Regions from separate parts of the Homo sapiens genome. Here region 2 is linked to region 1. A link is a loop called in an ENCODE intact Hi-C map of the cell type or tissue named here. Cell type or tissue: PC-3. All regions are shown on one strand. Links, peaks and the distances in the headings refer to the core of each region. The heading gives the core; the rest is flanking DNA.

Region 1 (10,664 bases), core at 903-8,902:
CAGCTGAGACATAGGGCACCAAGTCCAGAAGGTGCACAGAGCAGCAGGACCCTGTACCCAGCCCATGAGACCATTTTTCTCTTTTAGGCCTCTGGACCTGTGATGGGAGGGGCTGCCATGAAGATCTCTGGCATGCCTTGGAGACATTTTCTTCATTGTCTTGGCTATTAACATTTGGCCCCTGGTCACTTAAGCAAATTTCTGCAACTGGGTTGAATTGCTCCCCAGAAAATGGGCTTTTCTTTTCTACCACATGATCAGGCTGCAAATTTTCCAAACTTTTATGCTCTGCTTCCCTGATAAATAAAAGTTCCAGTTTCAGATAATCTCTTGGTGAATGCATATGACTGACTGCTTTCAGAATCAGCCAGGTCACATCTTGGATGCTTCACTGCTTAGAAATCTCTTCTGCTAGATACCCTAAATCATCTCTGTCAAGTTCACAATTCCACAGATCACTAGGGCAGGGACAAAATGCCACCAGTCTCTTTGCCAAAGCATAGCATGAGTGACCTTTACTCCAGTTCCCAATAACTTCCTCATTTCTATCTGAGACCAACTGAGCCTGGAATTCATTGTCCATATTACTATCAGCATTTTGATCAAAACTGTTCAACAAGTGTCTAGGAAGTTCCAAACTTTCCTACATATTCCTGTCTTCTTCTGAGCCCTCCAAACTGTCCAACATCTGCCTGTTACCTAGTTCCAAAGTTGCTTCCACATTTTCAGTTTTTCTTTATAGCAGTGCCCCACTCTACTGCTATCAATTTTCTGTATTAGTCCGTTCTCACACAGCTATAAAGATATTACCTGAGACTGGATAATTTATGAAGAAAAGAGGTTTAATTGTCTCACAGTTCTGGATGGCTGGGGAAGACTCGGGAAACTTACAATCATGGTGGAAGGGGAAGCAAGGCACATCTTACATGGTGGCAGGAGAGAGAGAGTTCAGAGAAACTGCCACTTTTAAACCATCAGCTCTTGTGAGAACTCACTACCATGAGAACGGCATGGGAAGAAACACCCTCATGATCCAGTCATCTCCCACCAGGTCCCTTCCCCAACACATGGGGATTATAATTAGAGAGAGATTTGGGTGGGGACACAGAGCCAAACCATATCAATAAGTAAATTTTGAATAAAAAATGAATAAGTGATTTTCAAGGTGGTAGGTTGTGGTTGTGGCCTTGGCACCAGCTCGTGTAAATACAGAAGAAACACTTGGCCTTATTGAAAGAGTTGGTTAGTTTCTTTCACAGGCATTTCTGAGAATTTAATAAAACAATGGATTATCTCCCCGGAAAAAAATGCATGTACTCATTAAAACACCTTTGCCTGTAGATCCTTATGAAAATTTCTTTTCACCTCTAAAGTTTGGACCAAGTCTCTTTTTTGTTTCTAGTCATGGAAGAATTCCTCTTTGCTTTCACCCTCCACATCTCCATCTCATATTTGTTTGTGAAACAATTTTTAAAGAACAAGTCACATTTTTTCCCTCATATTGCTGGTGAGCTCAGGGCTTAAAACTCCTTTTGTGTTAAATATTAAATGGAGTATCTTAAAACTCTCCTTTGTAGTTTTCAAATTTACCAAAGATCTACTTCTTCCATGGAGTTAGTTTCCACATGGAATTATCTGTAAACATCAAAGGCCCATATTTCTTGGGTTTTTTTTTTTTCCCTGACCACTGCTGTTCATTAAACCAATCTGCTCACAAATACCTTTTTGGTTTCTTCACTTGTGCACATACCCTTGTCTTTCATTTTTTTAGATTTCTGTATCTCTTTCAAATCCTTTCAAAGTATATTTTTTTAAAAGAACACTTCCATCCTCCTTATAGCCTATGGTTAATTTCCTACTACACACTGTTGATGATTAAATGATTTTTAAATTCCTGTTTCATCACTTTCTTTTTTGATTTGTTACTTAAAGTGGTCTTTTATCTCTCCCTTGATACTCTAAGATTTTCAAAGGAAAAGTTATATACCCTTCTTTTGCTTTATCTTTTCTCCATATTGTTAGTATAAAATTAATGTTTCTAATGTATTTCAGCACATAGAAAATGATATGATTAGTACCTTGTAGGTAATGAAGTTAAGATACCTTCAAGATGTTTACAATATTTTATTTGAGATAAGAGATTTAATGAAGCTCAGTGACATCATAGTGCATCACTGAGTGTTAAAATGATAAGCCCCAGGGCTGAAGCTTAGACATAAGCCTCTAGTTTTGCTGGTGTCTTTTCTGATGGTGTGTGTGTGTGCTATAGCAGTCATAAAATATTTTGAATATCACCTCTAGTATAGGAAAAGGGAAGAAAGATGCTCCCTCTTTTTTACTTTTTGCAAGAGAAACCTGGATCCAGGGAATACAGAGCAGGCTGCACTTGACATTATTGACCCTTCTTGAATGGTTTACACACAATGACTACTAGCTGACTAAACTCAAATTTGGTATTTGAGTTGGGACTTGAGTTTGGTCTTTGGTCTTTGGGACTGTCATTTCTGAAATTAGTGTCCTGTATAACCATATAGTGTCCCATGTAAGAAGTATAGTACTGCCCCAAAGCTTATTCGTATAGAGAATAGGAATGAACATTTGTGGTATTTTATAAAATAAGGCATTTTCCTAGGCATCATAAGATCAAGTGCATTTACTTTCTTTGGATGTGACAAAGATAGAAATTAATGATTAAAGCTTTCAACTCTAACCCATCCATATTCTTCTAGTTTCTGGGACAAACATTATCACAAATGTTGTACAAAATCAAAGCAGATGCATTAAAATTTACATTTTTATTTCAGGCTTGATGATTGGAAATGTCATTATATAGGCACACATTTTGTTTTTTATTTTAAAAGAGAAATCAATATTAGCTGTCTTTTCCTCTTCCCCAAATAGAGGATAGTTTTGAAACAAAAAAAGTGCCCTGAGATTGAATATTTATATGAACTTTGTTGTATTCTTTGTAAACTTCTTGTGAGGAATTGCATACTTTTGATTACCAGACTCAGGGAAGTGGATTCAGACTATAACAAGATTCTTTTATAAATAGTCACCTCCCCCAGTGAAGAAAGCACAAATGAGTTCACCTGACTTCCCCTCTAAAGAAATTCCTTCAAAATTTCTCATTTATGATGACTATAAAGGTGAATAACAGCAACAAAAAAGCTTTATCAAATGACCCAAGCAAAGGATTTCTATGTGACTGCAAGTCCTACCTCTGATACTTAATTTGACATTGTCACTTTATCACAAATTTTTTACATGTGTACAGCCCTGATATGCTTGTGTTTTAAAGGACAGAAAAATCAATTTCATTTTTGATCTTTACATTCACATGAAAGTGTTCTCTTTGGGGGAAAAGAGAGAGGTCAGATTGAAATCTGTGGTCTAAGGCCAATTAACATTAGAAACTGTGTTGCAACTGGTCCATAGCAGATAAGCCTTCTCCCATAAACACTTTATACTGCAAGCTATGTGGCAAGCTCAAATAAAAGATTACACAAAAACACAGGCATTATCTAAAGTTCAATGTTCAGTATAAACCAGAAGACTATATAAAATGCCCAAATTGAAGTACAATGTATTAATGTTTCATCAACAAGTATTTATTTAACAGCTCCACAGGGCATGTGGCCAGTGCTTCATGCCACAGATATGTGAAGTTATCAGACTCTGTCCTTATGCTGGGGAGGTCTGTAGCTTCAAGTGTAAACAAAGAATAATCTAAACAAGAATTTAAAATGCATCGCTAGCTTTTGTATGCTACATATCAAAACAGAGGAGTAGTCACTGAATACTGTAGGAATTCTGAGCAGTCAAGTTTTAGTATTGCCAGTATAAGTAGTGATAGCAGTGTGAATTTAGCTAGAACAGAGGGCTGATATAGGGAGGATAAAGTTGAAGAAGTGGCTTGTGTCCAGATGGTGGAAGGCCTGAATTTCCAGGTTAATAGAGGTTTTACTCCATAAGCAAAATACCCCTTATTTATGTGTATGTGGGGAGATGATAAATCTAGTGGTGGTGGTGTGAGCAAGGGGGAGAGTCTGAGATAAATGCATGTAAAGCTTGTAGCAACAGTGCCTGCCTCCTTTTATGTGATCAGTAAATATAAATTGTTAATGTTAAAGAGAACAGGCAGTAAAATATTTCCATAATCCAAGAGGCGATGTTGAATTAGACAAGGGTTATGGTGAGGGAAATGGAAAGGAAGGAATGAATAACAAAATAATTGCGAGCATTATTTTTTTTCTTTGTCCTTATCATTCCATGTGAGTGGGAAAGAGTAGCAGGGCTAACTTCCTGGGAACCAAGGGGATACTGAGCCGAAGAAGGTTTTGTGGAAAGGGAGGGAAATAATTACCTTGACAGGAAGAACTCTCACAGAGATTTTCTTCATAGTGTTGTGGAAACACAGGTAGATGCAGGTGAGTCATACCGAACCATAATAGTTCAAGGGGCATGAATCAAGCCTTTCATTTAGATACCATAAATGACTAAATGTGGTTATGAGTGTGCCCTGCAAATTGAAGGTGTTTTGCCAATGTGGGTGACAGCGATGCCTGCCAAGTCACATTCATGAGGACAATAGGTGTTTTACCCATTATAACATGTGTAACTGTGATGAAAACATGAAAGACACTGCTAACCCTGAGCTCCCACAGGGAAATCATCCTAGCTTACTTTCCCTATGACTGGTTAGGCCAAGTTGATCGACCCAGTTTCCTTTCTGCATTTTCTGGAAGGATGTTTTTTTTTTTTCCTGGAACTAGTCTTAAGAGTTTATTTTTTTAGGATCTGTCTATAGTACTTGAAGGCTGACTGCCTTGGTCTTAAGGAGACATTATAAAAAGAAGTCATATGTTAACTTTTGTAAATCCTAGCCATCAGTTGCTGGGCATGAGTTTTCTCTTTAAAAAGTGTAAGAGGCAATTATCTTCATCTGATAAGAATTATGAGTTACCTAGGAACCTAGTTTGTACACGTCAGTGAGGCACAATAAGATTCTATTAGATGAAATGACAAAACCTTAATTGAGGTAACACATCTATTTACATGTTGATTTCCCTAAATTTTGATTAATATTTAAGATATTTATCTTATGTAAATGTTGATATTCATTTATACTGCAATTTTTTTTTTTAAGGCTCACTGCCTTTTTCATAAAATAAAGCACGTCCAGTTAATCACAGGACAGCTCTCCTTTCCCTTTTTGGATTAGTAAAATGGCCTACTGCCACCTGGTGGCAGCATGTCCTAGTCCAGAACAGCAGGCAGGACAGAAGAGTCACTTGGGATGAAACTGTTAATACAAACAAAGAAATAAGGTCATGCTCACATATTCACTCGTGTCCCAGCATGACCTCAAATCCAACATGCCTAAAACAAAATTGATAATATCTGCCTTCAATTAATTATCTTAAAATCTCTACTATTTATTGAGCATGAATGTGTCGAGACATAAAGCACTTTACATGCAGCATTCTTCTTAATCTTGAAACAAGGCTATAAGGAAATTATTATTATTCTCACTTACAAATGAGGAGATTGAGGCATAGAGAGGTTAAATAACTTCCTAATGAGATGCTGTCACTCTTAACTGTTATTATACTCTGCCTTCTGACATGTTGCAGGACATATTGTCCTTTAGTCATTCAGATTTGAAATCCTGGTGTCACATCGTCTCTTCCATCTGTTTCGCTGCTCATTCATAATCACTTGTTTTATATTCCTTTGGGATTTTTTCCTGTATCTATCAATTCTAAGTGCCAAAGTTTCTAGTCCAGACCTTTACAACATGTAAATTTTTGTAGCATGTTCCTGATTGACCTCTTTTAATTTTTTATATTTAAATACATTTTAAAGTAATCTACAACTACATGTTATTATAAACATCCAAATTATAGAGAAGAATGCAGAGTAAAAAGTGAAACTCCTCTGTCATTACTTTCATATTCTCTCACTAATCTCCAGGAAAGTAAGCACATATAATTTTTAGTTTGTGAATTTTTTTTTTTTTCGAGACAGAATCTCACTCTGTTGCCCAGGCGATGGCATGATCTCGGCTCACTGCAACCTCCGCCTCCTTGGTTCAAGCGATTCTCCTGCCTCAGCCTCCCGAGTAGCTGGGACTACAGGTGCCCACCACGCCTGGCTATTTTTGTATTTTTAGTAGAGATGGGGTTTCACCGTGTTAGCCAGGATGGTCTTGATCTCCTGACCTTGTGATCCACCCACCTCGGCCTCCCAAAGTGCTGGGATTACAGGAGTGAGCCACCATGCCCGGCCAGTTTGTTGATTTTTTAAAATATAAATAAACCTATAACACTCCTAATATTTGTAATTTACCCTTTTTTATACAACAATGTCCTGCAGACACATTTTATACAACAATGTCCTGCAGACACAGAAAATAACACAATCTTTCTGTGTTAATGTTACAGAATTTACATACGGTAGACACTTGATAATTTACATAATTATAGACTTAAATTACATACTATTTTCATCTAAAACAGAAATTATATTTTTTGTTTGTTTTTATCAAATTGAAGCATTTGTTTCTTCCAGCATTTCTTTTCATATCATGAGTTTAATCTTCTTCTTGGTTATTGTTAATAAAGATATCTTTCATGGCATGGTATGTCAATAAAGATTATTTTTTAAAATATCAATAAACTGTGTGTGTGTGAGTAGTTGTGGTATTATTTTACTGGATACTTTTTTGCATGTAAGTGCCAAACTCAAACATTCTCAGCTGCCTTGTACAAATTTCTAATTGGTTTACTATTTTTATACATCAGTAGTTCTCAAATTTAATGTACATTAGATTCAGCTGGGGGACTTAATAAACCCCAGATTGTTGGGCCCACCCCCAGAGTTTATGATTTGGTAGGTATGAAGTGAAACCCAAGAATTTCCATTTCTAACAAGTATTAGCCTAAAGCTGTCTCCTTGCATATTTTAAGTTCAGCTTAAAGGTTTCTCCGTGCATAGTAAACTATAACCTTACTGGATGTATGAACAGACAGTAACCTACTCTTGTGCCAATCACTGAGTTTGGCCAATCAAAGGGGGCCAACTCTTCAAACCTTGTTCAAAATAAGGCAAACATCAAGCTGTAACCAGTCCGGCTGTTTCTGTCTCTCACTTCTGTTTTTTTTTGTTAGTCACTTTCCTTTTGCTGTCCATAAATCTTCCACCAAGTGGCTGCACTGGACTCTCTGAGCATACTCTGGCTTGGGAGGCTGCCTAATTTGTGAATCATTCTTTGCTCAATTAAACTCTGTTACATTTGATTTGTCTAAGGTTTTTCTTTTAACACAAGTTTTCATGTGATGCGATGCTCCTGATCTAGGGACCACACTTGGAGGATCACTGATCCGTATGACTCTCTTGTGATGCTTTATACTCCTAGGATATCTTGATCCCTTCTCAGCACTCTCTGTCTACTGCACGTAAGAACTGTAGCTTAAAGAGAGAGCTGAAAATGGCTGTGGTGGACATCCGGGCCTGGGGTGTGTGCCCTTCCAGAATGGGGCCAGCAGAGGCTCTAAAAGGCAGACTTGATCAGAATGACAGTCCTGCCAATGGTTCAAACCTCAAATTAAGAAACAGTTTTCACACATGCAAAGGGTAGAACAAGCTATTGTTTATCCATCAGTCTCCACAGCAGCACTTGCCCTAGAGACTGCAGTCCACAGCAATTGCATCACCTTTGAGTATGAAGGACGATGTTATAAATGCCACTACATGCAGAAAACATTTTTAAACTTATATTCTTCACTTCCTGATCAGAGCTCAGCTAAGTAAAATTCTAGGAATTAAGTGAATTGATGCATTCAGTCAAATATTATATTTATTTCATTGTTACTATGGATTCAATTCTAGTGTGATTTGCTTTGTAAAGTAATTGTACCAATCTATTATACAAAAGTCCAAAATTGTTGAAACAAAGGAGGATTAAAAAAATTTGCTATAGGGTTTTTCTACAAATGTAGTAAAATTGCTTTATCTTTAACCATTTGATTTATAAAAACTGCCTGCTTATATATATATTGGACAGAGGAAACACATCATTTATAGACTTGATTAGCCAAAATACAAATGTAACATATGTACATAAAACTTATGTAATGGAGTATTTAGTTTTGAGAATGATATATAGGAGACATAATAATAATTCTGGAGAACTTAATCTGCTAGATACATTGTAATTCTTGTAAAGGCTTACATATTTATATTTTGTTTAAACCTTTTATTTTTATTTTTGCACCATCATCCCTTCATTTTTTTCAAATAAAAACATACTTAGAAGTAAATTATATATTTTCTAAATACATGCATTAAAATTTATGTGCCCCAACTTTCAAATGCTGTATTGTTTCTGAACATATATGCATTACTGTCACCTCTAGAAAGTTATTGAAACCATTAAATTGCCTGGATGGTTGAAGATTAGAAACATTATAGTGTATTAATAGGACAATGCCATTCTGAGTGATCTTTGGAGTATGATACTTTATATACTAATTCAGCTTTACAACCTGAAGGTAGAAACCAATTATATGGGACAAAAACCGCTTTGGTATATTATTTCTTATCTAAGACACTGTTAAAATGCTCAAATTTTACTAGTTTAAAATAAGAAATGAGGACCAAAATACATGGTGTTCTTTATCCTAAATTCCCTTTGCCTGGTGCAAAAATAATGGTTCATATTTTATCTGAGTGTTCCCAACTCATCCTCTTCACATTACACTTCAAGGTACTGTGGCATGCGAAATAGAAGTTTGGCTCAATTTCAGACTCAACCATCACCTCTCCATGCGGTCTCAAGTTAATAAACTTCCCTGGGCCTGAGTTTCCTCATCTGTAAACTAAGAGCATGTGAGAGTGCTCATAAAACATTATTTGAAAAGACTGGAGAGCAAGCATGAGTGAGTAGTGTCCATTGAAGGGTTTGTCCCAATAACTCACTGGAGAGTGTTCATGCCTTTCAGTCTGTGAGCTAGCAAAGATGGAGAGCAATGAACTAATGAAAGAGATATTTAGATGAATATGTTGCTTAAACATTTTAGTGTTGATGCATAATCAATGCACTTTGAATCAGGAAAATGCATTGAGTTGATTAAGATATTTCATCCATATTGCTTCTTTGCTTGAAATATTTCTGTGAAAAAGTATTGCCAGTTCTGGAAATAGAGTTAAAAGAATGCTTGAGTACTTTATTAGCTTTCACTAAACATGCATGTATTCATAAAAATTAGGTACAGTTTTCTAACGTGTTTTCTTAAACTTTATACAAATGCTACTACAATGGTATATATCATTCTTTTCATTCTTTAACTTACTCTAATCCTTGAACAATTTATTTTTAAAAATTTAATTTATTTTATGAGAGATGGAATCTTTCTATGTCACCCAGGCTGAAGTGCAGTGGCTATTCACAGGTGCGATCATAGTGCACTACAGCCTTGAACTCCTGGGCTCAAGTGATCCTCCTGCCTCAGTCTCCTGAGTTCCTGTGACTATAGGTGCATACCACCATGCCCAGTCATTGTTTTAATTTCTACATAGTATTTCATTTTATATCTACAACTGTTTGTTTATCTTTTCTCCTGTGATGGACATTTAGGTTGTTTCCAAATTTTCAATGCCAGGATTCTTTAGTGGATGTTCTTGTAGTGTATCTTCTTGAGCTCATACAGCATGTAGTCTAGAAGTGAAATTGAGTAGTACACAAATATTCAGCTTTACCAGATAGTGCCAAATTGCTCTTAAATTAGTTGTACCAAATCGTACTACCACTAGTACTGTATAAAAGCTCATTTCACATTTTCCTCAATACCTAATAATGTTAGCATTTTAAATTGTAATGTGAAAGTATAAAATAGTATTTCATTGTGGTTTTATATGTAATATTACTAATACCAGCACATGTAGAGGCCGTGTTCCTGTCATTTTTATTAATTATTTGGGGTTTCTTTTTATGTGAACTGCCCAATTATATCCAGGCATCATCATATCCTATGCCAATTTTTCTACTGTGTTGTCTTTCTCTTATCGATTATAGGTCTCAACATAATGTGAATACTAATCCTATTTTGGGTTATATACTTTGCAAATATTTTTTCCAGGTTTTTGGCTTATATTCAAATTTTATTTCATGGTGACCTTGTTGGTGTAGAAGATTTTAACTGTGATGTAATAAATATTATCAATCTTTTCCCTAAGGTTTGTATGTCTTTTTGTTTTTGTCTTGCTAAAGAAAACTTCCCTAGTCCAATGTCCTTAGGAAGTTTTGAAGTTTGCCTTTTACAGTAGGCCTTTAATCTATGTGAAATTATTGTGTATGCTGTAGGTAGCATCAGTTTTTTTCCCATATGGATTATTAATGATAACAGTGTTATTTATTGAGTCATCCATTCTTTCATCACTAATTTGTATATTTAGGTATCAGTTTTTTACTATGTTCAAGTATTCTATTGACTTGTTTCTGCAATAATCAAAAACATGCATTTCTGTTTTTCTGTGAATTCATTACATGGCCACTTTGGAAGGTTTCCATGACTTCCATGGTTTCAGTTACATAAACAATAGTCCATGGACATCAATTTGCTCCTGATACTGACTCAATGCAGCAGTCATTAGTGTAGTCT
Region 2 (10,664 bases), core at 855-8,854, 50 kb before region 1:
CAAGCTTGAGGAACAAGGAGAGCCAGTCCGAGTCTCAAAACTGAAGAATCTGGAGTCTGATGTTCGAGGCAGGAAGCATCCAGCACAGGAGAAAGATGTAGGCTGGGAGGCTAGGCCAGTCTCGCTTTTTCATGTTTTTCTGCCTGCTTTTTATTTGCTGGCAGCCGATTAGGTGATGCCGAACAGATTAAGGGTGGGTCTGCCTTCCCCAGCCCACTGATTCAAATGTTGATCTCCTTTGGCAACACCCTCATAGACACACCCAGGATCAATACTTTGCATCCTTCAATCCAATCAAGTTGACACTCAATATTAAACATCACAATTGCAATCGAACAAGAGTGAAAGTAGGGAGACTTCCTATGCATAGGACAGATTCTAGATTTTCCTTGTGATACAGAGAAATATAAGACATAAACTTGTCTTCAAAGACAGGGCAATATGCTTGGGGAAACAACACAATTACATATAAGCAGATATTAGACTACATAAGATATAATAAACTGTGTTCTAGGAGAATGACATTCATTAGATTTCACTCAACATATATTTATTGAGTGTCCATTAAGTGTTAGGCATTGTGTCAATATAGGAACAAAAGAACACTACATTAAGTACATAAAGAGATCAGAATCACACATGGAATAAATGACAAAAATGGGTATAGGTTATGCTGGGAGGGCACAAATGAGAGAGTGGTCAATTCTGTCTAATGAAGTAGTTGGGAAAGAATTAATAAAGACAGAGACATTTTATTCGATTCTTAAAAGATAGACAAGAACCCATATTTATCTGGCAAATAAGTTGGAAGATGGTTAATGTAGGAAAAGGGAGAGAAGTTGGGGTCATCACATCAGGCAAAAGAAGGGGATTGAGCAAAGGTCAACAGGTATGCAGAAGAAGTGCACATTTGCAGATTATATGGGTTCACAGCAAGAGTTTGGAGGAAGACTATGTGGTGGAGAGTTTTGTTTTTATTTTTTATGGCTCCCTAGGCCATAATCCTCTTTTCTATGTGTGGGGGAATATGTTACTGTGTGAGTTGGGGAGACAGAGTCCAATTTTCCTTTATGATAGCTCTCTCTAAGCCCTAGTGCTGAGGCCTAGCAGGGTTTGGGGATCATTAATTCGTCCTGGTATAAAACTGAATAGCTGTTGGATTTTCTGTAGCAGTATTCAGCATACCAGGTATAGGAGCATGGTTCAATTCATTTAATATTGTGTATATTAGGAGTGGGGATTGTGGGAGCTAGAAAATTCAAGGAAGACAGAAGTGATTTTTGGCTGGAATGGTTAAGGAAGGTCTAAGGAGGTGAGGGATTTTTATTCAGATCTTGAAATGCAGGCAGGAGTAAGTAGACTTACTGGGAGGGGAAGTTAGCAGTGGAAGGAATACTGAGTAAAAGAATGGCAAAGGATACAGGATCAGATGTGGGAACAGATGAGGCATATGGGAGATCTAATAAACCAGTCTGGCTAACATAAAGCCATAATGGAGGGGGTGTTGAAAGGGTACATCTGATAAAGTTTGGATAAAGTACAAATTCCTTAGCCTTGAATTCCAAGTCATATCTTCCAAGCAATGAGGATCTGTTGAAGGTTATTGTGTAGGAGAGTGATTAAGATTAATGTGGTGGCAATTTGCTATAAGGATGAGAAGAAAATTGACTCCAGGCAGGAAAACTGGGTTAGGAGGCTGGCAAAGGAATCTAACATTCAGGGAGCAATAAGAGAGGAAAGGAAGGGACTGAGAAGCAATAGACAGAATGTATTCCCTCCTCTGTGCTCCTGGCTCTTTTCACACTATAGAACTTTCACTCTCAATCATGAATATTCACATAAATGTTTATCTCTCCCCAATTGTTTCTTCCTGCTTCCATTTCCTCCCCATTTTTATCTCTGTCTCTCCCACACTGTTTCTTTTTCTTTATTTCTGTGTTAATTATTTAATTCATCAAATATTTATTATTTACATAATGGACATTGTACAAGACACTAAAGGTTCAGAGAAGGGAATTCAGTTCTCCTTGGAAAACCAAAGAGGGGCTCAACCACAAACCAAGTAGAAGTTTCTGCCAGAATTTAGGGGTGCATAGAGGCCTTTCATCTATATTCATGCATCGCCTGAACCCAACCTAGAAAAATGACAAGGAAGTCATCAGGGGAGCAGGTAGAGGAGGATGCAGAGGTGCAGCAGGGAACTGCTGGTCATTTGGCGAACTATGTCACAGGACCTGTGTGCAGGAGTGATGAACCATGATTGGAGAAGTTAGCAGGGCCTTGTGTATCATGCTGAAGAACTAAGGTTTATTCCAAATGTGTTGGAGGTTCTTCCAGAATTTTACATAGAAGAATAATATCAGATATTTTTAGAGTCAGCAAAACTGAGGATTTATACTCTCAGGCTCTGGAGTCAGATTGAGAACAGAGTGTTACTCAGGGTTAGCCACTTGGTGGCCGTGTGACCTTGGACAAATTACCTAGCCTTTCAGCCTCAGTTTCTTCTCTAAAATACTTTTTTTAAAAAAAAATACTACCTTCTTTGTAGGCATTGTTTTTTATTTGGTGAGAATTAAATGATATGTTATTTGTAACATTCTCTTATTTTTACCTGATATTGACAAATTATTATTGTATATTTTATGGGGTACAAAGTAATGCTGTGATACATGTATACAGTGTAGAATTATTGACTCAAGCTAATTAACATATCCACAGTCTCGAATGGAATACTTATCATTTATTCCTCCTGTCTAACTGAAACATTGTACCCTTCAACCAACATCTCCCCATTCCCCTGATTCCCCAGCTTCCGGTAACCACCATTCTGCTCTCTGCTTCTATGTGTTGGATTTTTTTTTTTTTTAGCTTCCACATATAAGTCAGAACATGCAGTATTTGCCTCCATGTCTGGTTTATTTCATTAGCATAAAGTCCTTCAGGTTCATTCATGTTGTCACAAATGACAAGATTCCCTGCTTCTTTGAGGCTGAATAGGTTTCTAATGTGTATATATACCATATTTTCTTGTCCATTCATCAATTGATGAACACTCAGATTGATTCCATAACTTGACTGTTTTGAATAGTGCTGCAATAAACATAGGAGTTCAATATCTCTCAGACTTCCTGATTTCAAATCTTTTGGATACATACCCTGGAGTAGAATTCCTGGATGTTATTTCTAACATTCTTAGTACAGTGCCTGGCACATAGAAAGCTTTCCAAACAGATAGCTACTCTTACTAGTAATGACTAGGAATGACTTATCACCTCAGTCATTGTTACTATTATAAAAACTACTCTATAAACTATTATGAACACCACTCATCTTGGTGTGCAAGATGAGCCAGAGATGGGAATAAGCTGGAGGAAGGGAGATCAGTTAGGAGGCCTCTGGAATAATCTAGGAAAGAATATTCTGTTTTCTGTCTGGTGCCCAGCTGTCGCTCAGAAGGAGCTTTAAAAAAAGTTTGTGGAATAAATGAAAAGGAAGACTGAGCAGAATTCAGTGATTGATTAGCTCAAAGAAACCAGGGAGCAAACGAAAGATAACTGCAAGACTTGGAGATTGAGTGACTGGAGAATTCTGGTACTATGGACACAAAGAAACCTTCTCTCTTTCCACCCCTCAGCTCTGCGTTCTCAGGCCATTGCTCACCTGACATCTTTGGATGGTTGGCCGCTTTTTGAATTTCACTCACTTGCTCAATGACTGTGGTGTGCAGGTCTGCTGCTTTGTCTTTTTCCAGAATGCCTTGTCATAACTATAGTAAAGGTATATCTGAATTTAGAACCCCGACAATTCAAAAATCTAAAACCCCACTTACAAATTGGGTTTGAATACATCTCTCAGGTTGCTTCCAAATCTTTCTTTCTTTTCTTTTCTTTTTTTTTTTTTCATTTTTAGATCATGTAGATGTCTCAGGGAAGACTTCAGCATCTGTGCCTCTGTTGGGGCATTAATAGAATCCTATGCTTTTACATCCATTATTGTATTTGGAACAAAATATCCTTTATGGTCATTTGGTATTATATATTTTCTGTTTTGTATATAATATGAAATTACATATACAGTCTATTTTAGGTCTCATATCATTATAAAACAAAACAACAACAGCAACAACAAAAATTTGGCTCAGCTTTTGGCTTTTATACTTCTGTCAACTTGTTATTTGTACTCTGACTCCAAAGACAATTGGAGAAACTTGGGAGCATAACACAAGATTTTATTTTAACCAATTGATCTGTCCACTGCTATGGACTGATTTTTGCACAAAGTAATAGCAGGTTGGGCTGATGCCATGGTTCTCTGATTTTCTTTTTCTTTTCTTTTCTTTTCTTTCTTTCTTTCTTTCCTTCTTTCTTTCTTTTCTTTCTTTTTCTTTCTTTTCTTTCTTCTTTCTTTCTTTCTTCCTTTCTTTCTTCCTTTTTCTTGAGTTTGATTATTCTGATTACTAAATGCCTTGCAATTTGAAAAAGAACAGAAGTTATGAGCTTGTACTAGGAATAGGTTAGCCAGGTTCAAGGGTCTCACAACATTTAGAAAGATTGTTTTTAAGAAAGAAATAAAAAAAAAGTCTTATAGAGAGATCAGTGACACTTCATAAACAAGTTTGCAATGCTGTCTACTAGTATAAATGACCGTACGTTGATCTGCCAGACTCATTGCCCGGCTGTTTTTGCCAGGGCACATATTTGTGAGACAGCTGCTCCGAACTAGGGAAGGTCAAGCAAAAACCACTGCCTGTCTAGAGATGGCTGTCCTGATGTCAGTCTCATTAGTTCCTGAGTTCTTGCCAAGTTAGTAAGAACTAGCATAGATCTGGAGGTCAAAGTTTAGCAGAAAGAGCCCCCACAGCAGTGTGCAAAGAGCTCTTTTTCTGTTCTACTCTTTTTTTCTCTACTGGTCACCTAGTTGGTGTGTAGCGTGTGTGTGTGTGTGTGTGTGTGTGTGTGTGTGTTTCCCAAATAGTACTTGAAGGATAGGAAATTAAATGTCTGTGGGAAAAAGCAACATTTTGGGTTCTCAGCATTTTAGTCAGCTGCTTTCTTACTTTTCCAGACTGTGACTATTCTTTGAAGCTATTAAAATCTATTCTTGGTAATGAGAAAAGGGAGTGACTTGATGGTTCTTTTCCAATTGCTCTGTGTCTGACAAGAAATACCTAAATACTTTAATTTGCCTTTTTAAATTTCCCCTAGTGGTGGCAAAACAATTCTACTCCTATTTGTCAGGGAAAAAAATCTCTGCCGTGAATTTCAGTGCTGGGAACATAACAAGACAAAAAGCTACCTGGGCTAGCCTGTTTCTCCAGGATGAAACAAAAGGAATATAGATTTTAGCGGCTGCTTTAACAGTTTGGTAAAGGATCTGGTCTATCTTGGGTGTGGGAGATGGGAGGGGTAAAGAGGTCAGAATACCATTTAGATCACAGACAGAAAGAAACCAGGAAGTAAGGGGAAATTATTACAGTCTGTTCATAGCTCAGAATGTTAAAGGCAACAGCCTCTGCTGGTTGGTTATTCATTAGCAAAAAGGAGAGAGCCGTCCAGATCCGGACTGGTCGAAAGACAGGAACAGACTTGAAACAGGGGGAGAGCTCCTGGCGAAAGCAAGACGTGGAGGTTTTACCAGGGGTTAGTAGCTTCCTCTTGCTAACTTTTTATTGGGACAAAAGGCAAGATGGCACCATTCTGTTCTCAGATATTTGTCTAAATAAAGCCCTTTTAATTTTATTTTATTTTTGTTGTGGGATTCTTAAGCAGATAAGAAGAAAAGACACCTTCCTAGTGAGCAGCTGCCCAGCTCCTGCTCAGTTTTGCCTCGGGGTAGCACCTCCAGCCACAGAAAGCAAGCCGGTAAGTCTCTCCAGGTAGGACTTGCTGCAACCCAGCTGCTGGACTGATCTGAAACGGGACTTTGCATACTCTCCGAAGTATGGTGAGTTGGTGCTGACTTCAAAGTTGCCTGGTGAAGGAAGATAAGGTGGATCGCAGAGACTAAGGGGAGAGGGAGAAGCCCTGCTCCTCTTCTCCCCACCAAGGCACAATGAGCAACATCTGTCAGAGGCTCTGGGAGTACCTAGAACCCTATCTCCCCTGTTTGTCCACGGAGGCAGACAAGTCAACCGTGATTGAAAATCCAGGGGCCCTTTGCTCTCCCCAGTCACAGAGGCATGGCCACTACTTTGTGGCTTTGTTTGATTACCAGGCTCGGACTGCTGAGGACTTGAGCTTCCGAGCAGGTGACAAACTTCAAGTTCTGGACACTTTGCATGAGGGCTGGTGGTTTGCCAGACACTTGGAGAAAAGACGAGATGGCTCCAGTCAGCAACTACAAGGCTATATTCCTTCTAACTACGTGGCTGAGGACAGAAGCCTACAGGCAGAGCCGTGAGTAGTACAAACTTATACTTAATTTCTGAACTCTCTGAGGGCTGGGTAATGAGTTTTCCTTTCTACTTCTCTACAACCCCCTAATGTCCAAAGAGTTGCCTAAAAAGTATGAGGAAGTACTGGCAAGAAACCACTAATTGAAACACACCTCCCCCGCTAAGTGAGTGTGAAACTGGCCAGTAATTGTTGTTGAGATGACTTCAATTACAGTATGTACATCCACAGGTCCAGGGTGTATTTTCAAAATAAACAAATGATGTGTTTAATACTGTACCTTCTCTTTGGCTGTAAAATAACTCATGCCTCACTTTAGCAATAAAATTGCATTTTGTTTGAAGGTAAATTATAAGACTTCCCTTAATGATATTCTCAAATCTAAACTTCAGATTCTTTTTTTTAAAAAAAACTTTTGAAACATTCCAGGGTAATATATCAACTCTAGCCCTAGCTCTAATCCTAATCCCTTTCATTCTGATGGGAATATACAGGGCTAATGTAGAAGACAACACTTAGAAGATACTAATGTTCTCAGTGACATCATGATATAGATTTTTTTTTAATTCCCAGATCCTGAGATATGCTACCCAAATTATGATATCTTTTGGTTTTTATTATGATTAGAAACTGGCCAGCTACAGACATTTGGTAAATTTTGATAGGAAAAAGGACAACATCTCCTTGAAGAGGAGATAAAGACTTTATCCTGGTATTTGAATGAAATATGAATTATATTGCAACAAAAGAGGAAAGTTTTTATGTACTTATTCACCCATCCATCCATCCATCCATCCATCCACCTACCACCCCTCCAAGTGCCAGGCATAGACAGTAGTGGGCCTGGTGAGTTGGGGAGGGTAAAGGAGATTATTCTAGTAGTGACTGAATACAAAGTGGATAAAACATAGTCTTGACAATGGATACTTGGGGTCTGGTGGGTTGGGAAGCAAATGGAGACTGTCATTGGCCCTGATCTCATTGCTTCCTGAATCCAGTGAAACCTTAGACTGGGAATGTCTTTCAAAAAATGTACTCATTTTTTTTTTTTTTTTTTTTTGAGACGGAGTCTCGCTCTGTCCCCCAGGCTGGAGTGCAGTGGCGCGATCTCGGCTCACTGCAAGCTCCGCCTCCCGGGTTCACGCCATTCTCCTGCCTCAGCCTTCCAAGTAGCTGGGACTACAGGCGCCTGCCACCACGCCCGGCTAATTTTTTTGTATTTTTAGTAGAGACGGGGTTTCACCGTGTTAGCCGGGATGGTCTCGATCTCCTGACCTCGTGATCCGCCCGCCTCGGCCTCCCAAAGTGCTGGGATTACAGGCGTGAGCCACCGCGCCCGGCCAAAATGGACTCATTTTATAGAATGGTTTCTTAATAGGGAAACCATTGGAGATTCTCTTATGTTCTCATGTAAGTGTTTCTTATTTTTATGTGAGCGTCCCTTACTGGTCCAGGGAATAAGATAATAATAAATAGCCATAGAGCATTGTTTCTGCTTTCCAAACTCATACATCACATATGAAGGGAGGTTTGACGAGTTTTGAGTTTTGAGATTCTTTTCAACACCAAGAACCTATAAATGTTTAGAAGGGTCTTAATTTATGCTTAAATAGAAATGAATTGAAATATACTTTTAATGAATGGAATTGATCAGTTATCAAGTGGGAAAATCACCTGTGTGAACATTTGCTTTCTGTGATAATCTACAGGAAATATCTTTATATATTGGATACACTTATGTGCATTTATCTGTTTTCACTACTTTATGATTTCTATGTCCTGTATGGCATTATGCATATTTTATATTTGGCATAACATGTATATTATAATAATAATATATTAATGTTTCATGCCTTGAATTCATAATCTGTTAGTTTTAAATATATTCAACTCATATAACTACTTAGGACCTCAATTTCCTCATCTGCAACTCTCTGGGGTTGCCATGACCAATGGATTTCCTGACTATCTGGGAACAGGAGCTCTTATGTTCGTATGTAGTGGTTCAGTTACATTCATGCTTGACTGTATTAGAAATGCTGAAGAAAGCAAATTAACTGAAACAAGTCAAGCAATCCGAAGGTATCATATTCTGGGTAAAAGGCTTGAGAGCAGTGTTCTTATTAATTTAGATTTTCTTTGCCTACAAACACAAAATAAGGCAACTAAATTATTATGGCTATTTTTGATTCTCAGAGTCATTTGTAGCCAATAATATTTTTTCCCTCTGCACATTACCTTGACCTTTCTTCTTGGAATTGGTTCTCAGCAGCATTCCTACCTGTCAGTACCATTCTAGATCTCTGTAGTTAGCTTTCCTTGGGATCTTCACATCCACTGGAATAAAAACCATGATGCCCAGAAAATGCTGCCACTCTGCCTCCTGGCTGGAACAGGCTACTTGTTTTCTTTTAAGTGCACACCATGGTCTTCACCTGTGAACCTGGCTTACTTCTGAAGTTTCTTGTCACCGTAAGGCAAAATTGCTTCAATACTCTTAGTGCAAGTAGCTGTAGCTTCTAGAATTCCCCTCCATCTCAAATAGAAGCGATTTTTACTGAACAGCCTTCTGCGTGAGTGTGTCCAAGTGGCTCACACAGTACTTTAACACTTGAAGAATTATATAAAAACAACTTATTTTAATATTTTTTCTTCAGTGAGTTTTTTCAAAAGTCTATTTTTTTCTCCTGAATGCTGTGAAAATTAACGTAATTTTTTAAAATCATGAGCTCAGTAAGTTGACTTAAGGAAAGATTATTGTTTATATCCACATGTATGGGATGAGTAGGCAATGGGAAACCAATGAAAGCTGTCATCTAATTCCTAATTAGACCAGTTTAATGCAACGTATGTTAGTATTTGTGTTTTTATGTCTTTACTTTTGATGTGCATCTGTAAGAAGAAACTGCAAATACTTCTGGAGTTATTGGTGCCAGGGAAAATTAGTTTAAGGCTTTAGTTTGCAGTTTGTTTGTTTTCTTTTATACTTGGAAGTAGAGATGTTGAAAAACAAACTATTGTTTAAAAAGCCCAATTTACTAATTCTTATCCCACTTAGAAATGCTTTTCACCTTTACTGAATATCTTCCACTAAGTGATATAATAAACCAATTCTTGAAGATTTATTTTGTCTTTATGAAGAATCATTAGATTTATCTTATCTTCGACTTGAATTTATTCCTAGCTCATTTTAGAGATGAGTCTTTTTCTTCAACATCTTCAATGTGAAATCCCTCGAAAACCTTGCCCTTAGGGTCTTATTAATCAGAACTTTCTTTAATATTTTATTTATGGTGTTTTTAAAGATATAAAGTTCACATAAAAATAATGATGTGGAAATAACATATAAATATTAGAACCAAAAGTAATGGCTTTAAATTTCATTGCTTTAATTGTAAAAAATTCAAGTATTGCAAAATATTGATAAAAAGCAATATGATCAGCAATAATATTAGACGTAGCATCATTTATCTGCAAAGAGTTTAAAAAGTTTTTTTGCTTAGGGAGGATCACCTGTGTCCAGGAGTTCAAGAACAGGCTGAGCAACATAGTGAGACCCAGTCTCTACAAAAAAATTAAAAAATTTGCTAGGCATGGTGGCACAAACCTGTAGTCCCAGCTACTCGAGAGAGTGAGGCTGGGGCAGGAAGACTGCTTAAACCTGGGAGGTTGAGGCTGCAGCAAGCTATGGTTGTGCCACTGCACTCCAGGCTGGGTGACAGAGCCAGACCCTATCTCGAATCCCCACCAACCAAAAAAAAAAAAAAAAACCAAATGAACAATTTTTTGCTTAATTGTTAAAGTGTACCTTAGGTGTTGTCTAACATACTTTTGTGTTAAATTGAACTAGGGTCAGAGATGAGATCAGTTTAATCTCCCAGAAAGGGGATTGGTAGGAGGGGAATGGGGTGGACATAATCACATAAGCCAGCCACTGATGATTTCTGCTTCGCCAACTTGACCACGCAAGCCAAGGGCAGCAGTTGAGATAGCTGATTTGACTCCCCTTTGCATGTTAAGTTTAAGTTATGATAACAACAATGAAATGTGCTGCTGAACTTCTGACTCCATACACTTCTCAAAGACATAAATGAAGATTCTATTAAGAAAATTAGATCACTACAATCATCTCTAAAGTTTATTGTTTATTAAGCTCCACATTTTTCTAGGTCATATTCTTGTGTATCTTCTTACTTGTGAATCAGTAATTTTGTCTTAAGTCCATTCTATAGGCCTGGTATGGTGCTAAGTGAATGACTCAGCAAAGGCAGA

The links. Hi-C counts contacts between places; a loop is a spot of excess contacts. Peaks named below come from ENCODE experiments on the same cell type or tissue, not always from the same donor. Only the 100,000 strongest peaks of a DNase experiment are listed, where the experiment ranks them.
Region 2: a loop joins it to region 1, with 4 times the contacts of the local background. A loop is called at or near these places in 18 of 110 quality-filtered maps.

What each region holds. Positions count from the first base shown.
Region 1 is chr6:116,005,573-116,016,236 of GRCh38, reverse strand. The region is part of intron 1 of FRK (fyn related Src family tyrosine kinase); the gene reads left to right. Among named protein-coding and RNA genes, the nearest start is that of FRK, 50 kb to the left of the region's middle. RefSeq lists an enhancer at 7,154-7,433. In PC-3, for the core only: a CTCF peak has its summit at 5,246 (motif pointing left); DNase peaks (open chromatin) are centred at 4,506 and 5,256; H3K4me3 peaks cover 328 bases; H3K27ac peaks cover 932 bases.
Region 2 is chr6:116,055,699-116,066,362 of GRCh38, reverse strand. FRK (fyn related Src family tyrosine kinase) reads left to right here and starts at 5,472. Exons shown (of 8, transcript NM_002031.3): 1 at 5,472-6,395. The coding sequence starts at 6,052. In PC-3, for the core only: a CTCF peak has its summit at 5,213; a DNase peak (open chromatin) is centred at 5,432; H3K4me3 peaks cover 2,254 bases; H3K27ac peaks cover 1,175 bases.